Linked DNA regions of Mus musculus: region 1 is linked to region 2. The links are chromatin loops, found by intact Hi-C in ENCODE. Cell type or tissue: heart. All regions are shown on one strand. Links, peaks and the distances in the headings refer to the core of each region. The heading gives the core; the rest is flanking DNA.

Evidence for each region. Peaks named below come from ENCODE experiments on the same cell type or tissue, not always from the same donor. Only the 100,000 strongest peaks of a DNase experiment are listed, where the experiment ranks them.
Region 1: a loop joins it to region 2, with 6 times the contacts of the local background. A loop is called at or near these places in 6 of 42 quality-filtered maps.

The regions. Positions count from the first base shown.
Region 1 is chr17:28,645,208-28,660,361 of GRCm38, reverse strand. Slc26a8 (solute carrier family 26, member 8) reads left to right here. Exons shown (of 20, transcript NM_001290320.1): 8 at 687-769; 9 at 5,370-5,517; 10 at 6,417-6,530; 11 at 7,837-7,914; 12 at 10,101-10,196; 13 at 10,825-10,931; 14 at 11,011-11,080; 15 at 12,149-12,241; 16 at 12,334-12,465. Among named protein-coding and RNA genes, the nearest start is that of Srpk1, 30 kb to the right of the region's middle. In heart, for the core only: a CTCF peak has its summit at 11,532 (motif pointing right); no DNase peak of the experiment used is centred there; H3K27me3 peaks cover 460 bases.
Region 2 is chr17:28,539,621-28,554,774 of GRCm38, reverse strand. Clpsl2 (colipase-like 2) reads right to left here and starts at 5,288. Exons shown (of 3, transcript NM_001034871.2): 1 at 5,172-5,288; 2 at 3,997-4,119; 3 at 2,157-2,360. The coding sequence starts at 5,261. The coding sequence ends at 2,265. In heart, for the core only: a CTCF peak has its summit at 7,656 (motif pointing left); no DNase peak of the experiment used is centred there; H3K27me3 peaks cover 1,585 bases.

The DNA of each region.
Region 1 (15,154 bases), core at 4,490-12,489, 110 kb before region 2:
GTCTCTACCCAAATGTTTACTTTTTACACATGTATTGTGTATGGAGTGGCTGTGTGGACACATGTATGTTAGAGAGAGCTTGCCCATGTAGGTACATGTCGAGACCAGAGGCAGACATCAGGTCTCCTCCTCTGTTGCTCTCTACCTTGACTTTTCTTTTGAATTTTAAAAGATTTTCAAAAATCCTCTGCGTATGTAGGCATGAGAGGAGTATGTACATATGAATGCCTTCAGAGGCCAGAGGAGGATTTGGGTCCCCTGGAGCAGCAGTCACAGGTGGTTCTGAGCCACCTGATGTGGGTGCTGGGAACGGAATTTGGGTCCTCTAGAAGAACAAACAGGTGCTCTTAAACCCTAAGCTTCCCTGTAGCCCTGGCCTCCTCTGTGTCTCTTTGTTCTTTGGAGACAGAGACTCTCACTGAACCTAGAGCTCTGATTGGCCAGCTGTCCTGTGGGCTCCTGGACATCACCCCACACACACACACACCCGCATCCCTCTGATCCCAACCATGTATCAGAGACCAAAGCAGCTATGGCTTTGGTTCCAATGCCAAAAGGAGTTTGGAGAATGGAAACAGATGGTCCCTCTCTTGTCAGGACGGCCCTCATTTCATTTACTGTCATGCGAGAGCCTCTGAGCCCTCGCTCTGTATTAATCTCACTCGTTTCCTTTTGTCTCCTGTCAGATTCTTGGCTTCAGCTTACTTACAAGCAAGATAACCATGGCCACAGAAAACAGCAAGATGCTGATGAACATGATTCCATACAGGTCAGCCGTCACACTTCCCTCCTCTGTTGCTTTTGGGTTTGGTTTGCTTTTTGTTTTTTCAAGACAGGATTTCTCTGTGCAGCTCTAACTGTCCTGGACTCACTCTCTAGACCAGGCTGGCCCTGAACTCAGAGATCTACCTTCCTCTGCCTCCCAAATGCTGGGATTTAAAGGTGTGCATCACCACGGGGCATCACTCCACTTTTCAATATTGCTTTTCCTTTATTTTTGTAGCAGGGTCTTGCTGTAGGTGGCTCAGCCTCAATCTCCTGGCTCGGCTTCCCCAGGGCTGGGGGGACAGGCATGTGCCCGCATGACTACCAGTTGTTCTCTCTCAGCCTCTCCCCACACAACCTGGCTCACAGTCTTTTCTAGGACTGTTTGGCTACTGCAAAGTTCACTCAGCACACAGGTCCAGTTCCTAGCTTTGTGGGTAGGATCAAGTATAGAACCCAGAGGTTTGTGACCACGAAGCGGCTGCCACGGCGCCTTGTCTCTTCCTTATTCACTGTCTTAGTTAGGGTTTTACTGCTGTGAACAGACACCATGACCAAGGCAAATCTTATAAAAAACAACATTTAATTGGGGCTGGCTTACACGTTCAGAGGTTCAGTCCATTATCATCAAGGTGGGAGCATGGCAGCATCCAGACAGGCCTGGTGCAGGCAGAGCTGAGGAGAGTTCTACGTCCTCATCCAAAGGCTGCTAAGACTGACTTCCCAGGCACCTAGGGTGAGGGTCTTAAGCCCACACCCACAGTGACACACTTATTCCAAACTGGTCACACCTATTCCAACAAGGCCACACCTCCAAATGGTGCCACTCCCTGGTCCAAGAGTATACAAACCATGACACTCACCCTCTGTCACTTCCTTACACGGGCCTGCCAGCTTGTCAGACATCTGCTGAGTACCCATAACACCAGAGACTTGATTCTTTTTTTCTGTAGGTATTATGGGTATCACAGAGGCCCCCCCCCCCTTTCTGGTTAACTTTCAAGAGCAGAATAACAAGGCCAGGCATGTAGTGCCCACATGTAATCCCAGCATTTGGGGGTGGAAGCAAGAGGATCAGGAGTTAAAAGGCTAGCCCTGGCTACATATCAATCATGAGGCTAGCCTGGGCTGAATGAGATACCCCGACCCCAAGTAAAACAACAAAGAGATGGGATGAGAGATGTTCTCTAGTGCCCCTGCTAGGAAACACAGGATTCGGTGTTCAGAAGAGAACTGTTGCTTTGCGTTGCCTACTTGATTGTGGGTTTCAGCTGCTCCCCCATCCCTCTCCCTCCTTTTCTTCGTCTTTAGACTGTGCTGGGATTGAAGCTAGGGCCTCATGCAGGTTAAGCAAGCACTCTGCCATTGAACACCATTTTCCTCTTAATTGGGTAGGTTATCTTTGAGAGGCAGCTCTGAGGAACTCACGGTTCCTCTGCATTCTGTTTCATCTGTCACATGACTCTTGCTACCGCTGGACAGTTGCCAATTTTGAGTTTAATTAGAAAGGACTAGACAGCAGTGTTATAACCCACAAGCAGACTTCTGAAGAATACTGCTTATGACTCCACACTGCACACAGGGGAGTCCCAAAGCCTTGGGGATGTTGGCTGAGCTCCAAGATAACAGGGGGGCTGTTTGATATGATCATGTTGAACCGTGCCTGTATCCTAACTGTTTCCTGTGAAATGCAGTGAGAGCCGAAGAATGCATCTGGCATTCTATTTAATAGCAGAGATGTGATCAGATACCACCTCTATACAATGTTGGGGGGGCTATACAATAACAGAGACATGCTCAGATACCACCTCTATACAATTTGGGGGGGGCAGGGTACAAGGAAAAGTCTGGTGGCAATGTGTGTGTGTTTTCTCTCTCTCTCTCTCTCTCTCTCTCTCTCTCTCTCTCTTTCTTTCTCTCTCTCTCTCTTTCAAGACAGGGTTTCTCTTTGTAGCCCTGGCTGTCCTGGAACTCCCTCTGTAGACCAGGCTGGCCTCAGACTCACAGAGATCTGCCTGCCTCTGCCTCCCAAGAATTTACTTATTTTATGTATATGAGTACACTGTGGCTGTCTTCAGACACAGCAGAAGAGGGTATCAGATCCCATTACAGATGGTCGTGAGCCACCATGTGGTTGCTGGGATTGGACTCAGGACCTCTGGAAGAGCAGTCAGTGTCCTTAACCACTGAGCAATTAGATAAGCTATTGTCTCTTAAATTAGTTAAGCTATTATTTGCTCTATAGGAAAGTCTACCACAACAACAGCATTCCTACATGTGTTAGTATAGAGCTGGTCTCATTGTGGATCTTTTTATTGTTTTCTGGAATGGCATCCAAACATGCAGTCATGTGCATTTGTCTGTTTAGTGAAATGATAAAAAATAATGAAAACAAGCATTTTGAACACACACACACACGACACATATACACATACACATATGCACATACACAGTCACATGTACACACACATACAATATAGACAGATACATATATACATGTACACACAATGCACATATATACATAAACATATACACTTGCACACATAGACACACACATTACATACAAACATATAGCCACACCACATGCACACAACACACACATCCACACTACACGTACATACACACACTTGTACATACACACTGGTACACACTACACACACATACATACACAGAAAGACACACACAGGCACACATGGTTGATGATGGGGAAGCAGAAGTGGAATTCGAAAGATAGGAATTGCAAATAGCAAACAATCTGTAAAAACCTTAGAAGACATTCCCAAGACTTAGAAAGTTATCCAAAGGAATGAAAGATGGAGCATACTTCTGAAATAGCTTTAAAGGATTGTGTTAGCATGAAGATATATATAAGACATCTTACAGATAAGATATATTTATAGACGCTCCCTCCCAAACCATCAGCATTTCCTTTCCTTTTTGGTCTCCTCCTACCGTGCATGCGTGACATTTGAAGGTTAAGTCCCGAGATGAAGCCAGTGCAGTGCTGGTCATTGTCATTATGCGCCTTTATCAGATTTCTTCTGTTTTAGTGAGAGAAACCTTGGCCTGGGGTGGTCTTTTCCTTAGAATCTTCAGTTTCAGGACGTTTCTAGAAAACTGGCCTAATTTCTTCCTTATGTACTTGAATCTACCAGTGAAGTTATATAGGCCTGAAGGTACCACTGTGGGCAGGTTCTTAACTATAACTCTGGTGGGGTTTTTGTTGTTGTTGTTTTCTTTAAAGATTTATTTATTTATTATATGTGAGTACACTGTAGCTGTCTTCAGACACCCCAGAAGAGGGAGTCAGATCTCATTACAGATAGTTGTGAGCCACCATGTGGTTGCTGGGATTTGAACTCAGGACCTCTGAAAGAGCAGTCAGTGCTCTTAACCACTGAGCCATCTCTCCAGCCCATAACTCTGTTTTTATTGTGCTATTTTTTTAGTTTGTTTTTGAGATGTGATCTTAGGTAGCCAAAGCTTTAAGCCTGGCATTGACTCCTGATCCTCCTGGCAAATGTTTATACCCATTTTATACCCAGCTTGTCCTCCAGCTCACACTGCAAGCATCCAGTGTCTCATGCTGGAGGGGGGTCAAGGTGGCAGGGCTTGAAGCACCTGGGCACAGCATTCTGTGTCAGGAAGCAGAGGCTGAGGAGTGCATCATGCTTAGCTCCCTTCTGCACTCACAGTCCTGGGTCCCCACGCGGGAACAGCAGCACCACAGTGGGCAAGTCTGCCCACCTTTGTTAATGCAATGAAGGCAACCCTCAGGGATGCCCAGAGGCTCATCTCCCAGGTGACTCCAGATCATTGAAGTTGACATCACCACCATCACACGGTGTGACCATTGTGTCTATCTGCTTTAGGTGATCTCTCTCTCCAGGAGAACACTTGGTTAATTTGAATCATTCAAAGTATTTATCCATTTATTTGGAATTATCAAATATATTAGTATAAAGTTATCTGTAACACCCTTTTATTATCTTGGTAACATACCACAAAATTCATTCTTTAAAGTGGACAGTTCAGTGGGCCAGGCAAGATGGCATACAGCTGTAGGGCCAGCCTTGGGGAGGTCTAGAACTCCAGATCAGCCTGGGCTACCTGAGATTCTGATCCAAAAAGTAAAAAACAAAAACCAAGCAAACGAGCAAAACCTGTAAGGGAGAAAGTGTGTGTGGAATTTGTGTGTGCCTGAGTGAAGGGCCCTGAGGAGACCCTGTCCTGAAAGTGGAACTAGACGGGGACTTGTGAGCCTTTCAGCTCTAAAGCATTGTAGGTGTAGGGTGGGCCTGGAGCACACACTCCAGAATGTCCTCAGCAGCAGAAGCAGTTTTCTCCACTCACACCTGGTACTTTACAGAGAGGACTCTAAGGTGGGAACAAGGAGCAGAGAACCACCAAGGATGTTCACTTGGCTTGGTTCGTTGGCTGTTTTGACAAGCTGCTGCCTCCATTGCTCTGTTTGCCCTTTATTTGTTAAGAAGGGATAAAAAAGGTGGGGGAGGGATGTGAGGTCAGCCTGGCATAAGGACTGAGAGGGAGAGGTGCAGTATGTGACATCCTATGCCAGCAGTGATTCCACTCTAATGTTACAGCTTCGTGTTCCCTGAGAATCCAGAGTTCGGCATTCTTAGCAGAGTTGTTTTACAAGCCTTGTCTTTATCTTTTGTGAGCTCCTTTCTGCTTATATCTCTGGGCAAGAAGATTGCCAACTTCCATAACTACAGAACCAATTCCAACCAGGTGAGGGCCATGTGTCTTGTTAACTGATATGACTGTTCTCTGATGTGAACCTCCCACCAACATCCCTCTTTCAACAGAGTTGTCGGACCATGACTTGTGCTGTAATCACACGAGACGTGGAGTATGTGTAACCTTGAACCTTCTTGAGTTCACACAAGTATTATTCCCCTAGAATGGATGTGGTGCGGAGAGGTGAAGGGATAACCAGGTGGGGTGACACATGCTTGTTATCCCAGAACTCAGCAAGTAGAGGCAGGCTCAGGAGTTAAAGACCAGCCTGGGCTACAAGAGACCCTGTCTCAAACAATGATGATAGCGAATGATAACATATGGCATGGTGCTGCCAAGCTAGCAGAGCCTCTGTCTTCCGTCCCTATGGCCTCAGAAGCCAGATGAATGCTGGGACACAGGTCACATGAAACAGTACATACAAACCAGGCTGCTTATGACAGGCTTTACCATAATGCCTTGCCTTTTGGTTTTTGCGTTTATTTTTTAGAAAAAAAAAATCTCTAACTACTCTGAAAGTGGTCCTTTCCCTAGAACTCAAGAGGGACACAGGACCAAGCGGTATTCTAGCCAGACATTTAGGTTAGTGTGGGGGGAAGAGAAGGCCAGCATTGGGCTCTCTCTGAGTCTAAGGGGTCATGAGAAAGGAATAAGGCAAGAGTCAGTTTTATTACTTTCAGAAGGAATGTCCCTTACCAGAATTGAGGGCAGAGATGCAATTTAATTTGGAAAATCGGATTGGCCCTCCCTGGGTACTCCTCGAGGCTACATCCAAGTATTATTAGAAGGGTGTAAGAACCCTAATGTCACTTCAAAAACAGTGTACTTGCAGTTCAAAATCAGCTTCCTCAACAAAAAGGGGGCTCAAAGGCTCTGCTGTTTCTTTGCAGGATTTAATAGCCATCGGTCTTTGCAACTTGCTCAGCTCCTTTTTCAAATGCTGTGTGTTCACCGGTAGTTTGTCCAGGACGACTATCCAGGACAAATCTGGAGGAAGACAGCAGGTGTGTTGAAAAGGAATCCTGCCGGGCAGTGGTGGCGCACACCTTTAATCCCAGCACTCGGGAGGCAGAGGCAGGCGGATTTCTGAGTTCGAGGCCAGCCTGGTCTACAAAGTGAGTTCCAGGACAGCCAGGGCTATACAGAGAAACCCTGTCTCAAAAAACCAAAAAAAAAGAAAAGAGAAAAAAAAAAAGAAAGAAAGAAAAAAAGAAACATAAGGAGAGAGATGCACATCTGTCCAAATGGCTGTCTCATGTCTGTTTGTAGAAGCTCTCCATCTGGATTGAACTTGTAATGTTCTAGTTAGTCAGGAGCCTCTGGGAAGAGTTTAGATTCTGTGCTCATCTTAGTTTTTGCTCAGATTTCTGTTTTTAAAAGTAGGGGGTATGTGGTAGCCATCCTGTAATCCCAGCACTTACCTCCAGCTCTCCTGTGGGGCTGGGGAGGTGGCTCGGTGGTTAAGAGCACTTGCTGCTCTCGTGGAGGATGTGGGCTTGATTCCTTGTACCCATGTCAGGTAGCTCACAACCATCTGTAACTCCAGCTCAGGGCTTCTTAGGCGCCAGGCATGGGCATGGGCATAGTGTGCAGACACACAGGCAGGCAGGTAGTCATACACATAAAATAGATATAACCTTTAAAAAGATGAAATATATACATATATGTGTGTATGTATATATATATAAATCAGGCATAGGTATACAGGCCTTAAATCCCAGCACACTCAGGAAGCAGAGCCAAGCAGATGTGTATGAGTTCAAGACCAAGCTGGTGTACATAGTAGATGAGTTCTAGGACTGCCAGGGCTACATTATGAGATCCTGTCTCGAATACCAAACAAGGAAAAGATGAAACCCCACTGAAGATAGGAAGCTGTCAAAGTGCCAGCGACACACAAACAGGTGGGGACGTTTATTACACAGGAAGTAGAATGGAAGGGACTTGGGGCTGTCAGCAAGGTGTCTGCTTGCCGGTAGAGCTTCTGACTTGTGTGAGGAGAGGCTAAAGGTTTGAAAGCTGAGACGCATAAGCTATATCTTAGGAGATTCAAAGTCCCAAACTGTGACAATAAGGATTCTAGGGAAAACTGACCCCACCCCCACCCCAGACAGCATTCAAATGACACTCATGAAGTACCTACTGTGTGTCGAATACTTCACTAAGATCCTAAAAGGCACATGTGCTGAACCCCCAACTCTTCTTGAGAGAGAGAGAAAAAAAAAAGGCGTCTCAGCATGCAGATGGCCACAGCTGCAGACAGGGACCAGCACGTGTCTGACGTCTCCTCAACCAGCTCTGTCTCCTCAGTTTGCCTCTCTGGTAGGCGCAGGTGTGATGCTGCTGCTGATGGTGAAGATGGAAAGCTTCTTCCACAATCTGCCTAACGTAAGTGGGAGGGAGGGAGTCGGGACAGACAGCATGAGGTGGGCAGGGCTGGAGAAGTGGGTCAGTGCTTAAGGGCACCGGCTGCTCTCCAGGGGAGCCCCGAGGATTGAGTACCAGTACCTATTGGGGCTCACAACAGTCTATGACTCTAGTTCCAAGGGATTTGGGGCCCTCTTCTGGCCTCTCAGGCACTGCATACATGTGATATACATACATGCAGGCAAACACTCATATACATAAAAATGAATAAATCTTAAAAGAAAGATGGGCTGGGCGTGGTGCTGCACGCCTTTAATCCCAGCACTTGGGAGGCAGAGGCAGGTGGATTTCTGAGTTCGAGGCCAGCCTGGTCTACAGAGTGAGTTCCAGGACAGTCAGGGCTACACAGAGAAACCCTGTCTCAAAAAACAAACAAACAAACAAACAGAGTGCCTATTGTAGAAGCATGGGAACCCAAGTTCAGATACCCAGCCCCCATGTAAGAGCCAGCTGTGGCTACACGCACCTGTGACCCAGGGCTGCAAGGAGGTGGCCAGAGGCTAGAGGATTGCTGGAGCCTGCTGACAGCTACATGAAAATAAATCTTTAAAAAAGTAAAATAAAATTATGTAGGATTGTAATTATTGTATTTTTATTTGTTTATTTTATTTATATGAGTACACTATAGCTGCCTTCAGACATAACAGAAGAGGGCATCGAATTCCATTACAGATGGCTGTGAGCCACCATGTGGTTGCTGGGAATTGAACTCAGGACCTCTGGAAGAGCAGTCAGTGCTCTTAACCACTGAGTTATCTCTCCAGCCCCTGTAATTATTTTTTAATAAAATGAATGTCTTACCTTAATATTTAGAAAGAACAGCTCTATTGTACATGGCTTTATGATGAGATGTGTTCCCTGTAGATATTTCCTGCCTCAGGAAAATCCAGTCAGGTGGTGGTGCATGCTTTTTTTTTTTTTAAGATTTATTTATTTATTATATGTAAGTACACTGTTGCTGTCTTCAGACACTCCAGAAGAGGGAGTCAGATCTCATTGCAGATGGTTGTGAGCCACCATGTGGTTGCTGGGATTTGAACGCAGGACCTTTGGAAGAGCAGTCAGTGCTCTTAACTGCTGAGCCATCTCTCCAGCCCTTGGTGCATGCTTTTAATCCCAGCACCTGGGAGGCAAAAGCAGGTCTCAGTGTGAGGCCAGCCTGGTATATGGTGTGAATTCCGAGACAGCCAGGGCTACAGAGGAAAACCTTGTTTGTTTGGAAAAACAAGAACCATAACAAAACGAAGAGGAAAGAAAGAGAGAGCGAGAGAGAGAGAGAGAGCGAGAGAGAGAGAGAGAGAGAGAGAGAGAGAGAGAGAGAGAGAAGAAGAAGGAGGAGGAGGAGGAGGAGGAGGAGGAGGAAGAGGAGGAGGAGGAGGAAGAGGAGGAGGAGGAGGAGGAGGAGGAGGAGGGAGAGAGAGAGAAGGAGGAGGAGGGGAGGGAGGGAGGGAGAGAGAGAGAGAGAGAAGTGGGAAGTCGGGGTGGGGTGGGAGGATTCTCCAAACCCCCATGAAATTGAGGTGTTGTCTGTCCCACCACACCTTTCTAACATTGTTTAAAGTTTGGCTGCAGGGTGTCTAGAGAGATGGCTCAGTGGTCAGGAGCACTGGCTGCTCTTACAAGTCCTGTTCAGGTCCCTGCAACCACATGGTGGCTCCTCTGTAATAGGATCTAATTCCCTCTTCTACTGTGTCTGAAGGACAAAGTGCTTGTCTATGTAAAAACACATGAATAAACAAATCTTTTTTTAAAAGATTAGGTAAAATTAATTTATTTAAAAAAAAATGGTGAGAAGAAGTCACGCCTGACTTTGTCTACGCTGCTGGGCTGGCTTCTACTGACCCTCTGTGTCTGTATTGTTGTACTGGGCATTCGGAAAGCAAGCACAAACAGGCTCAGCTAGTGTCCTGGCTCAATCAGCTCTGACCTTGGCAAAGCCCTGCCTGTTAGACTTGACACACTAGAGTAGTGGAGAAAAGTGGGAAGAGCTTTTATTAGTGCAGTGTGTCAGGGTCTGGGTGTGCTGTTCATAGGAGACAAACCCATGGGGATTTCTAGAGGCAAGGCTAGTTTTTGTGGTTCCTTTGAGAGGACTTGGGAAATTTGTCCATGAAGGGAGAATGAGGCAGTTTGTCTTTCCCCTACAGGCTGTGCTGGCTGGGATCATCTTAAGCAATGTGGTGCCCTACCTTGAAGCCATTTACAACTTACCCAGTTTGTGGAGGCAGGACCAGTACGAATGTGTGAGTACAGACGCCTCGAGTGGCTGCAATCTGGGTGTGAGGGGAGCAGAAGCTCACACACACACCCTTCCCCATGGCCAGTTCCCTGGCCTTGATCCGTGGGGCCAGTGAACTTGCCTACCTGAGAACAGCTTCCCAATAAACCTGCCTTTATTATAAAATAAATAAATAGTTATACTAACTATTACAAATGTTTGACTATCATTCAGTGAGTTCTGAGTCCTCATGTCAACCCACCTGCCATCTGACAAGGTAGATAACATTGTCTCTATTTTGTACACGGGGACATTGATATTGTGAGAAAGAAATAAAGGGAGAGATGATCAAGAATTCATCAGAGAGCCGGGCAGTGGTGGTGCAAGCCTTTAATCCCAGTACTTGGGAGGCAGAGGCAGGTGGATTTCTGAGTTCCAGGGCAGCCTGGTCTACAGAGTGAGTTCCAGGACAGCAAGGGCTACACAGAGAAACCCTGTCTTGAAACACCAAAATAAATAAATTAAAAAAAAAAAAAGAATCCATCAGAGAACATGTAGGCAGCCTCTAGGCCCAGCTGTCTGAGGTGGGCCTGGCACCTCTCCATTCTGCTCATTTTCAAGGTCTTTTCCCCCCTCCATCCCTTTCCCACAAGATCATTTGGATGGTGACATTCTCCTCTGCGATTCTCCTGGGACTCGACGTTGGACTGCTCATCTCACTGGCCTTCACTTTCTTTGTCATCACTATTCGCTCGCACAGGTACTCAGCCTCTGGTCGGTGCTGGACAGCCGTGCAAGGCAAGGGCACAGGGACCTAAGACAAGTACATTTCCTTCCAGAACCAAGATCCTCGTCTTGGGTCAGATCCCCAATACCAACATTTACAGAAATGTTAATGACTACCGGGAGGTAAGAGCCAGCCCAGGGATGGGGAAGATGACTCAGTGGATAAAGCCATTCCATGCATGTGTGAGCAGTCCACCTCCTCAGAACCCCTGGAGTCTCAGTACTTGGGAGGCAGAGAGAAGACATCCCAGGACAAGCTGGGTATCTGGACGAAATGAGTCATAGATCGCTGGGTTTCAGTGAGAGGCCCTGCTTCGGTAAACAGTGACAACAATTGAGGAAGACACTTGACCTTATCCTCTGACTTTCCACATGCACCTCTTACACCTCAGTGTGCTTGCACACCCGGGTGCCCACACACATGCAGTACATGCACATACATACAAACATACATAAAACATACATACATACTCATGGGAATTGGGGTTAGAGAAGCAGCCACTTTGAAGCACTGCAGCCCACTCCACAGGGGATAGGAGACTTGAGGCTCCAAGGGACAGGTTCCTTACACCCCTGCAGCCAGCAGAGGGCCCTCCAACCTCTCACTGTGACTCAGAAGATAGAGTGAGGAATGGAAGAGTACAAAAAGAAGGGGTGCCAGGTGTGTGGGTGTGTTCACCTCTCACCACAGCACTCTGCAGGCAGGGCTAAGCAGGGACCTATGCATCTCCAGGTTCAAGGCCAGAGATCTAACTCCAGTTCCAAGCTAGCTAAAGCACATAGTAAAACCCTGGAAAGAAAGAGAGACACAGATAGACAGACAGACAGACAGAGACAGATAACACACACACACACACAGAGCAGGGGTGGGATGGAGAGCAAGCTATTTTTCTAGACTTCAACCCACTAAGGACAGAGGTTCTTGAGGAACCATGAAAGCAGTGTAGTTCTGGTGGTGGAGGTGGCTCACACTTTTAATCCCAGCATGGGAAGTAGAGGCAGGCAGATTTCTGTGAGTTTGAGGCCAGCCTGGTCTACAGAGCAAGAGCAAGTTCCAGGGCAGTCAGGGCTACATAGTGAGACCCTGTCTCAGAAAACAAAACAAACATACAAACAAACAATTTAAAAAATGATAAGGCTGTGTGGTTCTTTCTCCGTAAAAGAGCGGGGGCCTTGTACCGTGTCTTGCAGGTGATTCTCATCCCTGGGGTGAAAATCTTTCAGTGTTGCAGCTCCATCACGTTTGTTAACGTGTACCATCTAAAGCAAAAGGTGTTAAAAGAGGTGAGGGCCTACTTGCCCCCCAGGCATCCTCTACATCCTTGGGTTTCCCTTTCTGCCCTGTCTTTGTGTGAGACCCCTCTTCTGTCTCCCAGGTCAATATGGTGAAGTTGCCCCTTAAAGAAGAAGAAATTTATACTCTGTTTCATGAAAGTGAGACCAGTATAGCAGAAAACAAACTTTGTAGGTGTTTCTGTGACTGTGAAGAACTGGAGCCAGAGATCAGGGTGAGCCTCGTCTCCACATCTCTCCTGTCCCGTTCTTCTCCTTCCTCCCTCCCTCCCTCCCTCCCTCCCTCCCTTCCTTCTTTCCCTTCTTCCTTCCTCCCTCCTTCCCTCCCTTCCTTCCTTTTTTCCTTTCTTCCTTCCTCCCTCCCTCCCTCCCTTTCTCCCTTCCTTCCTTTCTCTTCTTTCTCTCTCTCTCTTTCTTTCCTTCCTTCCTTCCTTCCTTCCTTCCTTCTTTTTTTCTGTTTGTTTGTTTTTAAGTCTCCATGTAGCCCTGGCTGTCCAGAACTCACTATATAAGTCAGCCTGGTTTTGGTTTTGTTTTTTTCAATTTTTTTTTGTTTTGTTTTGTTTGAGACAGGATTTCTCTGTATAGCCCTGGCTGTCCTGGAGCTCACTTTGTAGACCAGGCTGGCCTTGAACTCAGAAATCTGCCTGCCTCTGCCTCCCGAGTGCTGGGATTAAAGGTGTGTGCCACCACGCCTGGCTTTTTTTTTTTTTAATTTTTTATTAGATATTTTCTTCATTTACATTTCAAATACTATCCGGAAAGTCCCCTATACCGCAACCCCCAGCCTGGTTTCAAATTCACAGAGATCTGCCTGTCTCTGCTTCATGAGTTTTGGGATTAAAGGCATGTACCACTACCACCTGGCTTTCCACCGCCCCTTTTCTTTAAAATCAACTAGCTATCCCTTTACAAAAACAAATAAACAAACAAAAAAACCCAGTCCATTCCACATACACCAATGCACATACAGACACAATACTAGTTAGACTGTGAGGGCCACACACATGCAGATATAACACTAGTTAGACTGTGAGAGGCATGCATATGTAGATATTAACACTAGGTAAACTGTGAGGGTCACACACATGCAGATATAACCCTAGATAGACTTTTTTTTTTTTTTTTTTTGGTTTTTTTCGAGACAGGGTTTCTCTGTGTAGCCCTGGCTGTCCTGGAACTCACTCTGAAGACCAGGCTGGCCTCGAACTCAGAAATCCACCTGCCTCTGCCTCTGCCTCCCAAGTGTTGGGATTAAAGGCATGTGCCACCACGCCCGGCTTAGACTCTTAATATGGAAAGAATGAGAGAGCCATTTGAGTTTAAGATTGATGTGAGGGATAGAAGGGGAATTGAAGAGGTAAGAATCTGGAGTGGGTTTGATTGAAACACATATACATCTTTTATATATATATATATATCTGCAGGCACATTTGTGTGTTGTATGTATATATATATATATATATGTATACACACACACACACACACACACACACACACACATATATATATATATATATTTTGCAGGGTCTCACTATGTAGCTCTGGCTGGCCTGGAACTCACTATGTAACCCAGGTTGGCCATGAACTCACTGAGATCCGTCTGCTTTCTCCTCTTAAGCGCTGGAAGCAAAGGCCTGTACAACATACCTCTCTGACCTTGAACTCTTGACCCTCCTGACTCTGCCTTTGAACTCGATTGGCTCTGCCTCCCAGATTCTGGGATGCCATCACACCCAACTTGTTTGAGACAATGTATCATAATCTAGTCTAGGCTGGCCTCAAGCTCAGAGTACATCCTCTTTCCCACCCCAAATCCTGGAATTGCCATGCCATGCTAAGTAAGCTTGTGCTGCTTGCCTCCTCAGCACCCAGAATGTGTAAGATGGTTTTGAAACTTCATGGGGTTTAACTCAAATTAGGGAGGCAGCTCTCCATTAATGTGACATAAATATAATGCATAGTTTCAATAATAAAATAACTATCTAGCCGGGCGGTGGTGGCGCAAGCCTGTATCCCAGCACTTGGGAAGCAGAGGCAGGTGGATTTCTGAGTTCAAGGTCAGCCTAGTCTAAAGAGTGAGTCCCAGGACAGCCAGGACTGCACAGAGAAACCCTGTCTCGGAAAAAAAAAAGTAACTATCTTTTACATTTCTGATCTTTGTATAATATCCAAGCATATTATAATTTTAATTTTTTTTCCTTTCAAGATGGTAAATAATGGTACCATTTGATTTTTTAGATTTTTTATTTGTATATGTATGTGTGTATATGTACATACATATTTGTGTATGTATGTGTATAAATATATATATAATGTGTATAAATGTATATGTATGCATGCATGTCTATGTGTGCATGTGTGTGTGAGTGTCTGCAGATGCTCACACAGGTTAGAAGAGCATCAGATCCCCTGGAGCTGGAGTTTTAGGTGACTGTGAAGCACCTGAGATGGATGCTAGGAACTAAACTCCAATCCTCTGCAAGAGTAGCAGGTGCTCGTAACTACTGAGCTGTCTCTCCAGCCCAACTTGAAGTTATTAATAGGAATAGTAATGTACCATAGAGTATGAGTAGCACCATCTTCTGATTATACTCAGAAGAATATGTCTGGCTTCTAACAGCACATAAAACTTTGGATCGAGAGAGTGGCATGAACTTAGAAAGCCAGAGGCACCACATGGTGAATGGCTACATGCTGCTGAAGTCCACAGAAGGAGGCTCAACTACCTATAACTACAATTCAAAGTGATCTGTCATCCTTTTTTGGCCTCCTATATACATGTGATGTATTTGGCCTGATTGTATATACTGTATAATGCATATAGGCACATACATACATACATACATACATACATACATGTAAAAAGAAGAGAGAAAGCACTTTACAGGAAGTAGTAATAAA
Region 2 (15,154 bases), core at 3,945-11,944:
GAATGAGATACAGTGTACTCAATACATAAAATAAATAAATAAATCTTTAAAAAAAGAAAGAACTTGGGGGGCAAAGTCACATAGTGTTACTTGCGGGGGGAGGGAGGGGGACTCAGATGGTAGAGTGTTTGTCCTGGGTTCTCACCCCAGTACTGCATAAACTGGGCATGGTGGTGCAGGCCTGTGGTGCCAGCAGTCAGGAGTGTGGGGCAGGAGGTGCAGAGCCAGGGTGTAAGCTAAGCAGGGAGTGTAAGGCCACGCTGACCAGAGGAGGAGGCGAAGCAGAGTCTCTGTGGACGTGGGAACACCTGGAAGAAGCAGGCCCACCCAGCCTCCTCCCTCCTCAGCAGAGCCCAGGCTGTCCCAGCCTCCACCCTCCTCAGCAGAGCCCAGGCTGTCCCAGCCTCCACCCTCCTCAGCAGAGCCCAGGCTGTCCCAGCCTCCACCCTCCTCAGCAGAGCCCAGGCTGTCCCAGCCTCCACCCTCCTCTGCAGAACCCAGGCTGTCTCAGCTGGGTTTCTAGCCAGTGATTGGCTTAGGTAAGTATCAGTCTCATGAGGCTGGGGAGGTGGCTCCTTGCAGTTGTCAAAGGCAGCACCCAAACCATCCCGGACTTCAGTTCCGGGATATCTGTTTTGGCCTTTGCGAATATTGCATGCACATCGTGTCTAGACATACATGCAGGTGAAACAGCTATACACACAACATAAAAAGAAGCCTTTTAAAAATTATTTTTAAAATGGGCTGGAGAGATGACCCATCAGTTAAGATGTTCTTTCAGACTACCTCAGTTCAATTCCCAGCAGCCACAGCAGGGTGGCTCACAATTGCCTACAACTCAAGCTCCAGGCAAACCCATTACCTCTGGCCTCCATGGGACCTGCGCTCATGAGCTTGTATATGCTCACACATCCACGTGCGCTCGTACACGCACAACTAAAAAACAAAAACAAAAAAAGAAACAAACCAAAAAAGCAAAAAACAACCCCCCCTACCCCCCCCCCACTGTTAGTGGATGAACTCTTGTCGTTGCTAGGATACCAGGAAGGAATTCAGCCTTGGACCCGGGGCTGGCTGGGGCCTGAGCTGAGACCTGCCTTGACTCTGAATTTCATACCTAACCATAAACAAATTCCCCACATCACTTAAACGACTCCAGATGGGCTTTTCAGATGTTCTTGAAGCAAGAAAGTCTATGGTAACACCCAAGGGTTGAGCCCTGGGGCACAGCCTGTTAATCTGAGCCTCAATTTGTCTGCTATACAGTGGAGTTGGCAGGAGGAGGCAGGACTCCTCCTAAAAGTGGAGGAGTCAAAACACCGGCTCCTTTGCCATTCCACACGTCACACCCTTTCATTTGTTTTTTGTTGTTGTTTTGTTGTTTGTTTTTGTTTTTTTATTTTTCTTTTTATTTATTTATTTTTTGTTTTTGTTTTTTAAAAAAAGGATGGGGGGTGGGGGGTGTACATGTGCACGCTCCGCCCCCTCCCCCCGCGGTCGCATGAGCGCAGTACCTGCAGAGGCCAGAAGAGGGCAACAGAATCACTGACATTGCTGTTACTGGTCCTTGTGAGGCACCCAGTGGGAGTGTTGGGAACTGAACTCTCCCGGGTCTCCTGGAGGAGCAGGAAGCACTCTTAACTACTCCACCATCTCTCTAGCCTCACATTCCTGCATGACAGTTTTTTAAATTTTCCTTTGCGTGTGGCACACATGCTGGGCTGCACGTGTGGATGTCAGAGGAGAGAGAGATGGGTTGGGAGTCCACCTCTCCTACCATGTGACACCTGGGGGAATGAACTCTGGTCCTTAAGCTTGGCAGCAAGTGTCTCATCTCAGTAAGCCGGGTCGTCTTGTTTGCCCAGGTCCTTGCATCTATACATCCCTACACATTTGAACACACTCCCGGTGACCTACACCCTTCCGTTCCCCCCACAAGATATCTCCCCACTCTGACTCTCCCCACCACACACTCCCAGCCTCATCCTCAGTCCAGTCTCTTCCCAGGAAACTCTCCCTCCCTTCCTCCCTTCCTTCCTCCCTCCATCCCTATTCCCACCAAGGCTTTAGGCAAAAAACCAAGCCGTGGAGAGGCTCTCTTCCTGCCTCAGTGTCCCCTTTTGCCTTTCCCACAAAGGGCAAACAGACAGCAGAGCCAGGAAGTGATTTTAATGCCCAGGAGTCGATGTGGAGTTGGCGATGGGGGTGACACCTGTGGAGGGGAAGGTGCAGCAGCAGGGGCCATGAGCAGCCTATGTCATCCTCTATATCATTTGACATCGGCGGGGACATGTGGGGTCCTTAGAATGACAATTCAAGCCAGATCGACAGGGACACATGATGTTCAGGCTCCCCTTGGTCTGTGGGAGAGGAAGGGTGTGAATTGAGGGGATCACACTTGTGGAGATTGGGGTAAGAGTATAAATAGTGGTGGGAGATGCCCCAACCCGAGGTTCACATGACCATGAACACATAACCTTTCTTCCTCTGTCCAGTGGGGGATAGAGGCTGCCCTGGTTTCTCGTTTTAGATTTTTATTTAATTTATTTTTTACGTGTTTGCCTGTATGTTTGAATATGTCTGCAGGCCCCATTACATTGCCTGGAACTAGAGTTACACATTATCATGAGCCACCCTGTGGGTGCTGGGAATGGAACCCAGTCCTGGCAAGAACAAGTGCTCTTCACTGATGAGCCAACCCCCAGGCTGGATTTTTTTTTTTTTTTTTTTTTTTTTTTTTGGTTTTTTTCGAGACAGGGTTTCTCTGTATAGCCCTGGCTGTCCTGGAGCTCACTTTGTAGACCAGGCTGGCCTTGAACTCAGAAATCCGCCTGCCTCTGCCTCCCGAGTGCTGGGATTAAAGGCGTGCGCCACCACGCCCGGCGTAGATTTTTCTTGTTAACATAACCTAGACTCACCTGGGAAGGGGGAACCTTGGTTAAGGAATTGCCTCCCTTTGATTGGCCCATGGTTGTGTCTGTGATTGTCTTAATGATTGGCATGGCAGGGCCAAGCCCACTGTGGGCGGGGCCATCCCTAGGCAGGTGTACCTGGTATGAAAGGCTAAGCCTGAGCTAGTAGGAAGCCACAGAGCAGTGTTTCTTCTTGGTCTCTAATTCAGCTCCTGCGCGATGTCCCGTGGTGATGGAGTGCGATCCAGTAACACACTTTCCTTCCTGAGTTGTTATTTGGGTCTTGGTATTTATCACAGCAACAGAAAGCAAGCTAGAACAGTTCGCATCTCCCTGTTCTAGAGAGGGAGATACAATGTACCAAGTGACCTCTAATACTAATAAAGCGATTCTCCAGGCCACAGTGGGGCCTTGGCTGGTTCCTTTAAGCTCGGGCAGAGGACCAAGCCAGGATATGGAGGCCGGGTCCATCCTTCCTAGGAGTCTTTGGGGCCAGGGCCCTGGAGTAGGAAGAAAACCTTCTGTGCCTTTGCATCTTCCAGTTGATCTCAGTTGACCTGTTTGAATGAGCCCTGTGAACTTTCCCCAGTCACTTTGTGAGGGAGACACATTAGTCCCAATGACTACGGTCAGAGCAGGTCCTAAAGGCAGGAGCTGGGGCAGCCAGGATGTAAGCCTGGATGCTGGGAAGCTGAGGTCCTAGCTAGCCCTGCAGCCCTCCCAGGTAACCAGGTCACGGGCACTAGGTCAAGGTAGGTGTATCTCCCGTCCTTCTCACCTCAGAGAGGTTAAGGAAAAGATTCTCATCTGGTGTGCAACAAGCACCTACTATGTACAGTCGCTGGAAGGGGGACAGGACGACAGGGAATGTGACTCAATGAGTCTTTGCAAGTTCCCCTTCCTTGGGGCAGCCCAGGATGTAAAAATACCACATAGAAGAGAGACTGCAGGATGAATAGTAGTTGGTAGTGGGGCAGGGCACCTGAAGAGGCAGGTGGGGGTGAGGGCTGGGGAGTGGGGGAGCAGAGGCATCTGTCTCTTTTTATAACCTCCCCCACTCTTTCCCTGCTTGTGGGTGTCTCACCTGTGGCAAGCACCCCATGCCTATGCGGGACTTGGGGGTGCAGAAGGCTCCGCTTCTCTCCAGGTCTATGAGGCAACAGTCACTGGAGCACTGAGTGTGGTGGACACACTTGTCTCCGTTGGCCTGGAGAAATAGCCCCTTGGTTACTAGCTCTTGTCTACAGAAGGATGACAGAGGTCCCAGCATTGCCCAAGAACCTCAGGGTCCACGAGGGAAAGCCATGAGATTGTCACCTCAGACCCCCACCCAGGGTATCCCTCCTAGAAGCTGGACTTGACTGAGAAAGAAAGAAAGAAAGAAAGGAAGGAAGGAAGAAAGAAAGAGGAGGCTGGTGAGATGGCTCGGTGGTTAAGCACACTGACTGCTCTTCCAAAGGTCCCGAGTTCAAATCCCAGCAACCACGTGGTGGCTCACAACCATCTGTAATGAGATCTGACTCCCTCTTATGGGAGCTCTGAAGCCAGCTACAGTGTACTTAAGAAATAATAAATAAATCTTAGGAAAAAAAAACCTAACTTTATAAACAAAAAACAAAAAAAGAGTCAGGAGCTGGGCATCCTGCCCCCTCACCTGTATGGATTCCATAGCTAATGGGCATGAAGAGAGGGGGCAATATGGCTCAGCCAGCAAAGGAGCTTGCTGTGCAAGCTGGACGACCTGAGTTCAATTTCCCCCCTTCCTGGGACTGAGTAAAGATGGGAGGAAAAAACAGACTCCACTGAGATAGATGTCTCTGGCCTCACATGCACGGACATAGGAGGGGGAGAGGGAGGGAGGGGGGGAGGGAGGGAGGGAGGGAGGGAGGGAGGGAGGAAGGAACCTTTAGAATTTTAAAAAAAATGGAAGGGAGAAAGGGGAGAGGAAGACTTTGCATCTAGAAGGGTCCCTAGGTCTTGGAGGAGAGCATGGGAACCCCAGAATCAGCAGGTAGAGAGGGCTTGGGATAGTGGGGGAGGGGTGGTGAGCCCAGGGCTGAGAGAGCAGAGAGGAGGGCTGGGCCAGGGGCATGGTCTCCAGTCCAGGAAAGGCAAATGAAACCTGCCCAGGACTGTGAAGTACACCTACAATACCCACTACCCCCACCTCCATCCCTACCCCACTTCAGACGGGGTGTGCATCCGACAGCCCTCGGTCCCCACCTTTCCGTCCCAGGGCAAGTCAAGGGCAATGCTCACCTTTTTGGGAGGTGAGTTTTCACTGTGTCTGTGTGGCAGGGTCCCAGCAAGCAAAGCCAGGACGGTGACCAAGGCCTGAGTGAATGCCATGATGGCCTGGGTGGCCGCAAGCTCCCTGAACCCGGCTGGGGATAAGTCCCTGTCGCTGTGGGAGTGGGAGCCAGCCAGCGTGGGCCCGATGGTCACAGACTGTCCTGCTCAGTGCATGTGGGACAAGGACGGCTGATTCCCAGGCTAGGCTTTGGCAGCCTCTGGATGGGCTGGAGGGAGGAAAGGCTCTGGACCAACCGGGCATTTGTGCTGTAGAACCCGCGGACCTTATACTGGCTACTTTGAAACACAGAATTCAAACTGTGAAGGAAAAGATATTTTCTTTACTCATCTCCGAGTAGCGAGTTTGAAGGGGGTCGGGTGTGCGGTGCAGAGCTGCCAAGCTCACTAAGGGGCCAGGGCCAGGGCCCTTAGAGGGAAAGAGATCCATAGCACGTTCCTACCCAAAGTGCCTAGGGCGGCAAAGAATCCCTGAGGCAGACGAGGGAGACATTTGGAGACAATGGAGACTTGACTGGGGTTTCCGGGCAGGGGCAGATGGGATGAAGGTGAGGCAGGAGGGTGAGGGGGTGAGCTCAGGGTTGTGGGGTGAGCTCTAGTGGAATGCAGAGCAGAGAATCAGGGTGGTTATTAGCGGAAGCTTGCTGGGACCCGGAGCCCAGCTGCAGTGGCTTCTCTGAGAAAAGCTATTTACTACGGGGCTAGTATTGGGACCAGGGACTCTAGCCTGCGACCCTAAATACAGGACGAGGCTGGTTGTCCTAATCTGCGAGGACAGCAGACTTGAAGGACAGCTGGTGCTAACTTCGAGCCACCCACACCGTCCCTATACACATTCCTGTGGCGGGGCAGGGCTGGAATATGCAGTGTGTTCTCATCCCTTCTGCCGGCCGTGCTGGCCCACAGGTCTCAGAAAGCTTCCTGAGCTGACACAGCTGGTCTCCAGACCTGGCTGACCTTTAACCCCTGTAGTCACCCCTGGACACAGGTTGACAATCCTACCGAGTCGCCAGGTATGTTGTTCCATAGCCTGACTCCTAAAGCAGGGTACTATTTCTAGAAAGATGGTCTACGGCAGGGGAATTCCTCAGCAGGGCCAGAGAGAGTTCTGTGCAACCTCTGTGTTCAGGTGAGATACACTCACACAGCCTCAGGGAAGCCAGGAGCTAGTGTTCTACTAAAGCTATTCATATGCGGGCTAGATGCATGCGTTCTCTGACCTCAAGCCTTGTCCTTACCTCCCCCTACCCCCATGAGTCTGACCACATTGCTACCCAACCCCTTTGCCAGTGAAGGTTCCTTCCTTCATTACCAAGAGGTAAGAGTAAGGAATTCAAGCCAGACTAGCATTAAACCTCATTTGTTTTTGTTTTGTTTTTTGTGACAGGGTTTCTCTGTATAGCCCTGGCTGTCCTGGAACTCACTCTGTAGACCAGGCTGGCCTCGAACTCAGAAATCCGCCTGCCTCTGCCTCCGGAGTGCTGGGATTAAGGCATGCGCCACCACGCCCGGCTTAAACCTCATTTGTTATCATTGTTTATTCTAAGATCAAAGTCTCCTATATTCCCTCAGGAGGCTGGTCTTGAACTCCATAGACTGTGATAATGATCACTGGGTAAAGTTGTTTACTACCAAGCCTCAAGACCTGAGTTCAATCCCCAGGACCCCACATAGTAAAAGGAGAACATCAACTCTTGCAAATTGTCCTCTGACCTCCAGAGGAGGAGCATGGTAGAAACACACACACACACACACACACACACCCCACACATACAGACTCACACCACACATACAGACTCACTCCTGCATCTGTCTTATGAGTGCTGGGGTCACAGGCACAGACTTCCATACCCAGTTTGATGCTTGACACCTTGCCTCGTTTCTATGGTGCTAAGGACTGAACCCAGCTCGTTGTGCCTCCAAATCTAATGCTTTGCATGTAAAATTCCAAAGAAACGGTTCTGCGTCCACAGACATGTCAAGCCAGGATGGCAGAGACATAGACACACCGATGTCCTGAGGTGTCTCTCCTCCATGCAAGACTCTGCGGAAAGAGATCGATTCTCAGCATATAGCCTCAGCTGGCCTGGAATTTGGTATGTAGAGGTGGCTGGCTTCAAACTCACAGAGCTCCACTTGCTTCTGTTGTCTGAGTGCTGGGATTAAAGGGGTGTCGAGGTTTGTTTGTTTGTTTGTTTGTTTGTGCTGAGATAGGGTTCTACTTTGTAGCCCAGGCTGGCCTGGAACTCTTTATGTAGTCCAGGTTGGCTTCAAATTCATGGCAATCCTCCTGCCTCAGCCTCCCAAGTATTTCGATTACAGGGGTGAGCCATCACACCCAGCTCTGCAGGATTTTTATTTTATTCTCTTTGGTCTTTAATAAATGCTAGTGGTGAGCCATCACTGGTTTCTACTGCCTCCTGGTGGAACACCCACTCTTCTACCACTGCATAGGGTCTTCCTGGTTTGTCCAACCACCTTAGCCATTTATCTGTTTCCACCAGCCAACTGTGTGACTTTCCTGGATTCTTAAGTGACTCCCTGCTGCTCAGGTGGCCTTGAGGGCCCAATGGACCAGCCATACATGTCCAGCCTGAGAATTCATTATGAAGGAGTTGTATAGCAGCCAATGGCTGAATTCACCCAGAGTCCTCAAAGTTGGTACCCACCCCACCCCCACTCCTAAATGGGCAGTAGACTTGACCTTTGAGAGCCAGTGATAGAGACAGAGCTGACTGTAGAGAAGGTACAGATGTCCCGACTTCTAGAAAGTCCTTCTGCCATTCCTTAAACCTATTCAGTCAGTGTACGCAAGACCGAGCCACACCTACAGAACTGTTGGGGTCCGTGGTCCTCTGAGCAGAGGAGCCGCCTTCTTCATGGAATCAGGTGTACCTGCTTGCAAGAGGACAACACATCAGGCCTGCTGACTGCTCCCTCAAGGGAACACGGAGAACCACGGGGTCAGCTGAGATTCCAGCCACCTTCCTCTGCCCCTCTTGGTATTTGTATACAATTGTGCCCTAATTTCACATGGCCTGGGGCCTGGGGTTAGGGGTCAGAGTATACTGTCTGGGACTGGAGCTAAGCTGACCTACTTTTTGGCTCTGAAGAAACCATTCTTCATGCTGAGAGACATTCTAGTGGGGCTGCTTTGGTGTTCAGTCATGATCCTGTTAGCCCTCTACCACATTCAGGCTGTTCATGTGACTTTCTGGGCAGCTGGTGCTCTCTCTCTCTCTCTCTCTCTCTCTTTCCTGAGATTTCTCTGAGAGCATAATTGGCCAGTGAACCCCAAGGCCCCCCACTGTGTTTCTTCAGTTGTGTGGTCACTAGCACACTCTGTCTCTGGGGTTCTGTTGTTACTGCTTCTTGTGTCTTTGGGTGCTTTGCCTTGCTTGTATGTCTGTGCACCATATGTGTGCCTTGTGCCCTTCCAAGGTCAGAGATGTTGTTGGCTCTCTAGAACCAGAGTCAGTCGTGAGCAGCCCCATGGATGCTGAGAATTGAACTCAGGTCCTCTGCAAGAGCAGCAGTGCCCTTACCCACTGAGCCATCTCTCCAGCCCTGCTATTTTGTTGTTTTGTTTGTTTATGGTTGATGATGTTACTAATGCTTTGGGGTTTTGGGGTTTTTTTTTCCCCCACATCTGAGATTTTATTGTGAATCAGTACCACAGACACTTCAATTCTTAACACATGTACCCAAACTCCAGAGTCACATAATGTTCCTTCAGAACAGTTACGCCAGCAATGGTCCTGCCCCAAGCTTGCCAAGTTTCCCACAAGACCTTGCGGAACAGTCAGACACTCAGAGTCTTCCCCTCTGCTGAGTGAATCACAGTTCTATGGCACACACGATGCACACTCAAGTTTTCCATCTTTCGAGGCTCATTATTACGACTTTTAGGAAAATGCCGTCACCGTCCTGACAGGGCAAGGACCAGGAAGAGGTTGTATAGGAAACAGAAGACAGGATGTAATTTAAAATATCCCAGAAATGGGCTGGAAAGATGGCTCAGCCACTAGAGGCTAGGCTCACAACCAAAACTATGAGTTCCCGTTCTCAGCACTTGTGGCTGTCTCTCCAGCTAAAAAAAAAAGAAAAGAAAAAAAAAAAAAAAACCCCAACCCAAACCCAATCCAGATCCCCACACACATCTGAGACTCCGGTGTGCAGCTGAGCATACTTTGTGCTCCGTAGGATGCTAACATTCCCTCTGTGGGATGTGTCTCTGACTCCAGAGACAGAGCCTCCTTGCTTCAGTGTACCACTGTCCCCTGGATGTACGAAAAGCTAAGCAACCAACAAATGATTTCACCTATTTTTTTTTTTCTGAGACAGGGTTTCACTGTGTAGCATTCAAAAATCCACCTACCTCTGCCTCCCAAGTGCTGGGATTAAAGATGTGCACTACCACCACCTGGCCTTCACTTATTTATTTATTTATTTATTTATTTATTTATTTATTGGTTTTATGAGACAGGGTTTCTCTGTGTAGCCCTGGCTGTCCTGGAACTCACTTTGTAGACCAGGCTGGCCTCGAACTCAGAAATATGCCTGCCTCTGCCTCCTGAGTGCTAGGATTAAAGGCGTGTGCCACCATGCCTGGCTCACCTATTTATTATTTGATGGGTGTGAGTGTTTTGCCTGCATGTATGTCTCTGCATCACATGTGGGGCTGGTACCCTGGTGATGAGCTTCCATGTGGGTGCCGGGAATTTAACCTGGGTTCTTTGCAACAAGGGGTGTTCTGTTTTGTTTTGTTTTGTTTTGTTTTTCGAGACAGGGTTTCTCTTCATAGCCCTGGCTGTTCTGGAACTCACTTTGTAGACCAGGCTTGGCCTCGAACTCAGAAATCTGCCTATCTGCCTGCCTCTGCCTTCCGAGTGCTGGGATTAAAGGCGTGCGCCACCACGCCCGGCTAGGGGTGTTCTTAACCACTGAGCCAACTCTCCACTCCACGATTTCACCCCTTAAGAAATCAGTTATGGGCTGGAGAGATGGCTCAGTGGTTAAGGGCACTGACTACTCTTCCAGAGGTCCTGAGTTCAATTCCCAACAACGACATGGTGACTCACAACCATCTATAAGGGAAATCTGATGCCTTCTTCTGGTGTGTCTGAAGACAGCCACAGTGTACTCACATATATAGAATTAATTCTTTTTTTTATTTTTTTATTTCTTGGTTTTTCGAGACAGGGTTTCTCTGTGTGGCCCTGGCTGTCCTGGACCTCACTCTGTAGACCAAGCTAGCCTCGAACTCAGAAATCCACCTGCTTCTGCCTCCCAAGTGCTGGGATTAAAGTTTTGTGCCATCACTGTCCAGCTAATGAATATTAAAAAAAAAAAAGACTGAAATCCTCAAGAGAAAACTTATTTTGAAATAACTAAAATATAATACTCTTTCTTTAATGATGACATTGATTAAATGTGCACACACCAGTCCCAGCATCCACATGGAGGTCAGAGGACAACTTGAAGGAGCCAATTCTCTCCTGCCATGGGTTGCTGAGGATTGAACTCAGATCCTAGGGCTTGGCAGCAAGCTCCTTTACCCACTCAGCCCTCTCGCAGGCTCCAGACAGGCCTTCTCCTATGTTCTAGTTTAGAATCTGTGAGGAGCAGGTGTGGCAGCAGTCCCAAGATGGCGCCCGGGACTGCAGCCAAGTCTTATGACTTGCACCTGACTTCCTCATACACCTGAAAATAAGCCACGTCCACTGGGTGAACTGCGCAGGTGCACCATGATGCAAGATCGGGCTATGTGACGAGTGAGGATTCTGGCCAATGGACTGCTGTTATGTGAACTGAGCTGATGGGGCATGGTTGAGAGGTTATATAAGGGGTTGCGATTGGGGGCGGGTTGGTTGTTGTTTTTTCCTGGAGAGATTGATTTCTGGAGAGAGATTCATGCATGATGTTGAAAGGTTCCTGAATAAACTGCTTTGAGAAGAACGCAGTGTTGTCGCTCTTTCCTGCTGGTCAGAATAGGAAGCTACAAATGGTGGCCCGTACGGGGACCCTTCTCGACGTTCAGAACTCATCTCAGTCAGGGCAGCTAGCTTGTAAGGTTCCCAGGTAAGTGGGACAATTTAAGTTCTCGGATTGAGACGATAAGGTTCCCAGTTTTGGGACAAGTTAAGGTTCCCGGTTTTGGGACATGTTGCACCAAGCACCATGGGGACTTGAGGTTTGCAGAGGAACAGAGGGTTTTACTAAAAGGGGTTTTGCCGGTCTGGAAGTTAGTGAGAAATTGCATAGAAGATAAAGATGTGACGTAGAACTCCAGAGAGGTAATGAGGCGCTGAGTCACGTGAGAGAGGAACACTCTATTGGTTTGGGCGAGAGGGTCTGTTTGTTTCCTCAGGATCACCGACAACAGCTGTGGGTCCCAGAACCGCTGACCAGAGCAATTCAAAACAAGCAGAGCTATGAGGACGTGGATGTTCCTGTGGCTGGGAATGCTCCCGCTAGTGAGAACTGAAGAGCTATGTTGGGGAATTATGTCTGTGTTCCTGAAACCCATGCCGTTGACACATTCTGCGCAAGTGTTTCCTTGGTTCTTTACATCTAATGCTTCGCTACAATTGCTTTTTTTTTTTTTTACCATGGGATGGAGATAGCTCCAGTGCAGGGATCTATGCAGCTTCAGCTAAAGGGATTGTTGTGTTTTCAGATGATTCAAAAATATTTCACAGATGAGTGATTGTATTCAGCTGTATAATCAGACCGCAGCATGCTTTGATATGCCAGTTAAGAGTTCTACTAAAGCTAATGCTACCTGGATTCGAGGGGTGTGGCCTGCCAGTGCAATGGCACTATACCCTCCCAACCTAGATGGGCCCCCTTTTGTAGAGGTGTTTGTGATTCCCTTCCACCTTGGACCAGCTGTCAATCTAGAGAAGTAGCTTGGGCAGTGAAGAATTATTTTTCCTTTTCCCCTTATATAGGTACAGTCCATAATAGTTCCTTTTCAGGGTATAATTGGACATATCAAAATCCAGCTCAAGTAGGAGCTAGTAATCCTTTTAATGTATGGTTGTTATGTGGGGTGAATGGTAGTTGCACTGATCTTTCCCCCTTAAGCATGGTGGCAGGAGGGGCCTGGGGCAATGCAAATTTTTATTGGAATGGTTCTGATGTGTTTGAAACTTCTGTATTTCAATTTGCTGTAGGAAGGAATGTTTCTTTTCAGGCTGTGCCTGTTTGTGGCCTCCTTTTGTGTTTATTTTTTATAATGGTAGTTATGAGAATAATGTTGTTAGTTGTAGTAGTGATATTTGTTATTATAGTATTGCTGGAATGCATCTGAATATCATTTGGCTGTTGTGACTAGGATGCTTTGCTTTGTACCTTTGCCTGTTCAAGCTGCTTTGTTTACAAACTGCTGTGGCTGTGAATAATTTATCCTTGGGTGTTTCAGAAGCTTTGGATTGCTGACAGCTGTCTTCTGCTTCAAAGAGTGGGCTGGAATTGATGGACTTGCCCCGTGACTGATATTAATCAGCATCCTGGCCTTCTGGTGTACCTGCTGCATGCAGAGTCATCAGCACAGAGCCCAAGCCTTGATGATATAGGCTTTTGCGGCAGTGGAAACAGGACAATCTCCTCAAGTGTGGCTTGGCATGCTATAGAAGTAGTCAATGACGGGTAAGACTCCCTGGGCGTGTCACCAACCTAAGACAGGGATCAAACCAATGCTGTTTGTCTCCCAAGGATGGGTAAGGGGCATTGCCGCAGGGGGCAACCTAAGGCGGGCATTCTCTCGGCCAATAAGTAAAGAAGGGAAAGATGTGAGGAGCGGGCATGGCAGCAGTCCCAAGATGGTGCCCGGGACTGCAGCCAAGTCTTTTTTTTTTTTTTTTTTTTTTTTTTTTTTTTTTTTGGTTTTTTTTGAGACAGGGTTTCTCTGTATAGCCCTGGCTGTCCTGGGACTCACTTTGTAGACCAGGCTGGCCTCGAACTCAGAAATCCGCCTGCCTCTGCCTCCTGAGTGCTGGGATTAAAGGCGTGCGCCACCACACCCAGCTCTTTTTTTGTTGTTTTTTTTTGCTTGTTTGTTTGTTTGTTTTTTTGTGCAGCCAAGTCTTATGACTTGCACCTGACTTCCTCATACACCTGAAAATAAGCCACGTCCACTGGGTGAACTGCGCAGGTGCACCATGATGCAAGATCGGACCATGTGACGAGTGAGGATTCTGGCCAATGGACTGCTGTTACATGAACTGAGCTGATGGGGCGTGGTTGAGAGGATATATAAGGGGTTGCAACTGGGGGCGGGTTGGTTGTTGTTTTTTCCTGGAGAGATTGATTTCTGGAGAGAGATTCATGCATGATGTTGAAAGGTTCCTGAATAAACTGCTTTGAGAAGAACGCAGTGTTGTCGCTCTTTCCTGCTGGTCTGAATAGGAAGCGACAAGAATTCATGGTATTCAGACTTGTTTAGGGTCTGGCAGACTTGCTCTGGGGAAGCGAAATGCTTTGACTAGAAGACGAGCATCCTGCAGAGAGAGCGGGCCCTCTTGGAAAAGTACCCTCCAGTCCTGGGCAAAGCTGGACCAACCAAGCTTGATGGAGCCGGGTGAGCAACCAAGACACTCCAAGTTCTGGAAATAACAAGTGATTGTAGGCTTTTGTTCTTGTGTTTCCCAGGGGCTGTCACCCCAGAGAAGTGACAATCTTTGTCTTCTCTGAGAAGACCTCACAATACAGCTTCTCTAAGGCTGCCATAATGCCAACGGGCTCCTAAGTGCTGTGTTGCTATTCATTTTACAGACAAGGAGACCGAAGCTCAGACAAGGTTCATGCCTCACCCCAGGTCACACAGCTAGCAAGTAGCAGGGATAGGATTCGAACCCAGCAGTCTTGACTCCAACCTTTGCCCTCTTAGTCTGTCTGTCTGTTCTCTGTCCCCTGTTCTTACCAGATAGTTTCAGCTCCTACGCAGCCTCATTTCTGATGTTAACTTTGAGAGGATGGTAACAGAGCCACGGTCCCTTACTCTGTTTAACACTCCAGAATCATGCTGGACTCCTCCTTGGCCAGGACTTGGATTGGTACATGTGGAGTGAATAAGAAACTGACCTGGGTCAGCAAGATGGTTCAGCAAGGCTTGCTGCGAAGCCTGATGACCTCAGTTCAATCCTGGGATCCACGTGACAGAAGGAGAGAACTAATTCTACTCCATTCTACACCTACACACATCAGCCTAACTCTGCTTCCTGAATGCTGAAAGCCATGAACCACCATGCCTGTCTTAAGCCCATCATTTTGAAGGTTCTAAATCCAGGATGAGTCTCTCGACACTGCAACTGATTTAGCATCCAATGAGGCCAGAGGTGGATGGTGGCACGTCCCACAAGGGACTCATGTGCCCAGGGGCACAACACCAAACAGGAGATCAGAAAGAGGCTAGGCTCCCACATAGGCACCCCCCTCAAGGGCCCACACCATTCCCAATAGGAACTGGGGAAGATTTTTTTAAAATATATTTATTTTATGTATATGAGTACACTGTCACTGTCTTCAGACACACCAGAAGAGGGTATTGGATCCCATTACAGCTGGTTGTGAGCCACCATGTGGTTGCTGGGAATTGAACTCAGGACCTCTGGAAGAGCAGTCAGTGCTCTTAACTGCTGAGCCATCTCTCCAGCCCTAGGGAAGATTCTTAAGCCACAGACAGAGGACTGAACTGGAGAGATGGCTCAACAATTAATAGCACTTAATGCTCTAAGAGGGCAGGGTTTGATTCCCAGCACCTGCATGGCGGTTTGCAACCATCTGTAACTCTAGTTCCATTAAAACACATACACTGGGGCTGGAGAGATGGCTCAGCGGTTAAGAGCACTGACTGCTCTTCCAGAGGTCCTGAGTTCAATTCCCAGCACTCACATGGTGGTTCAACCATCTGTAATGGGGTCCGATGC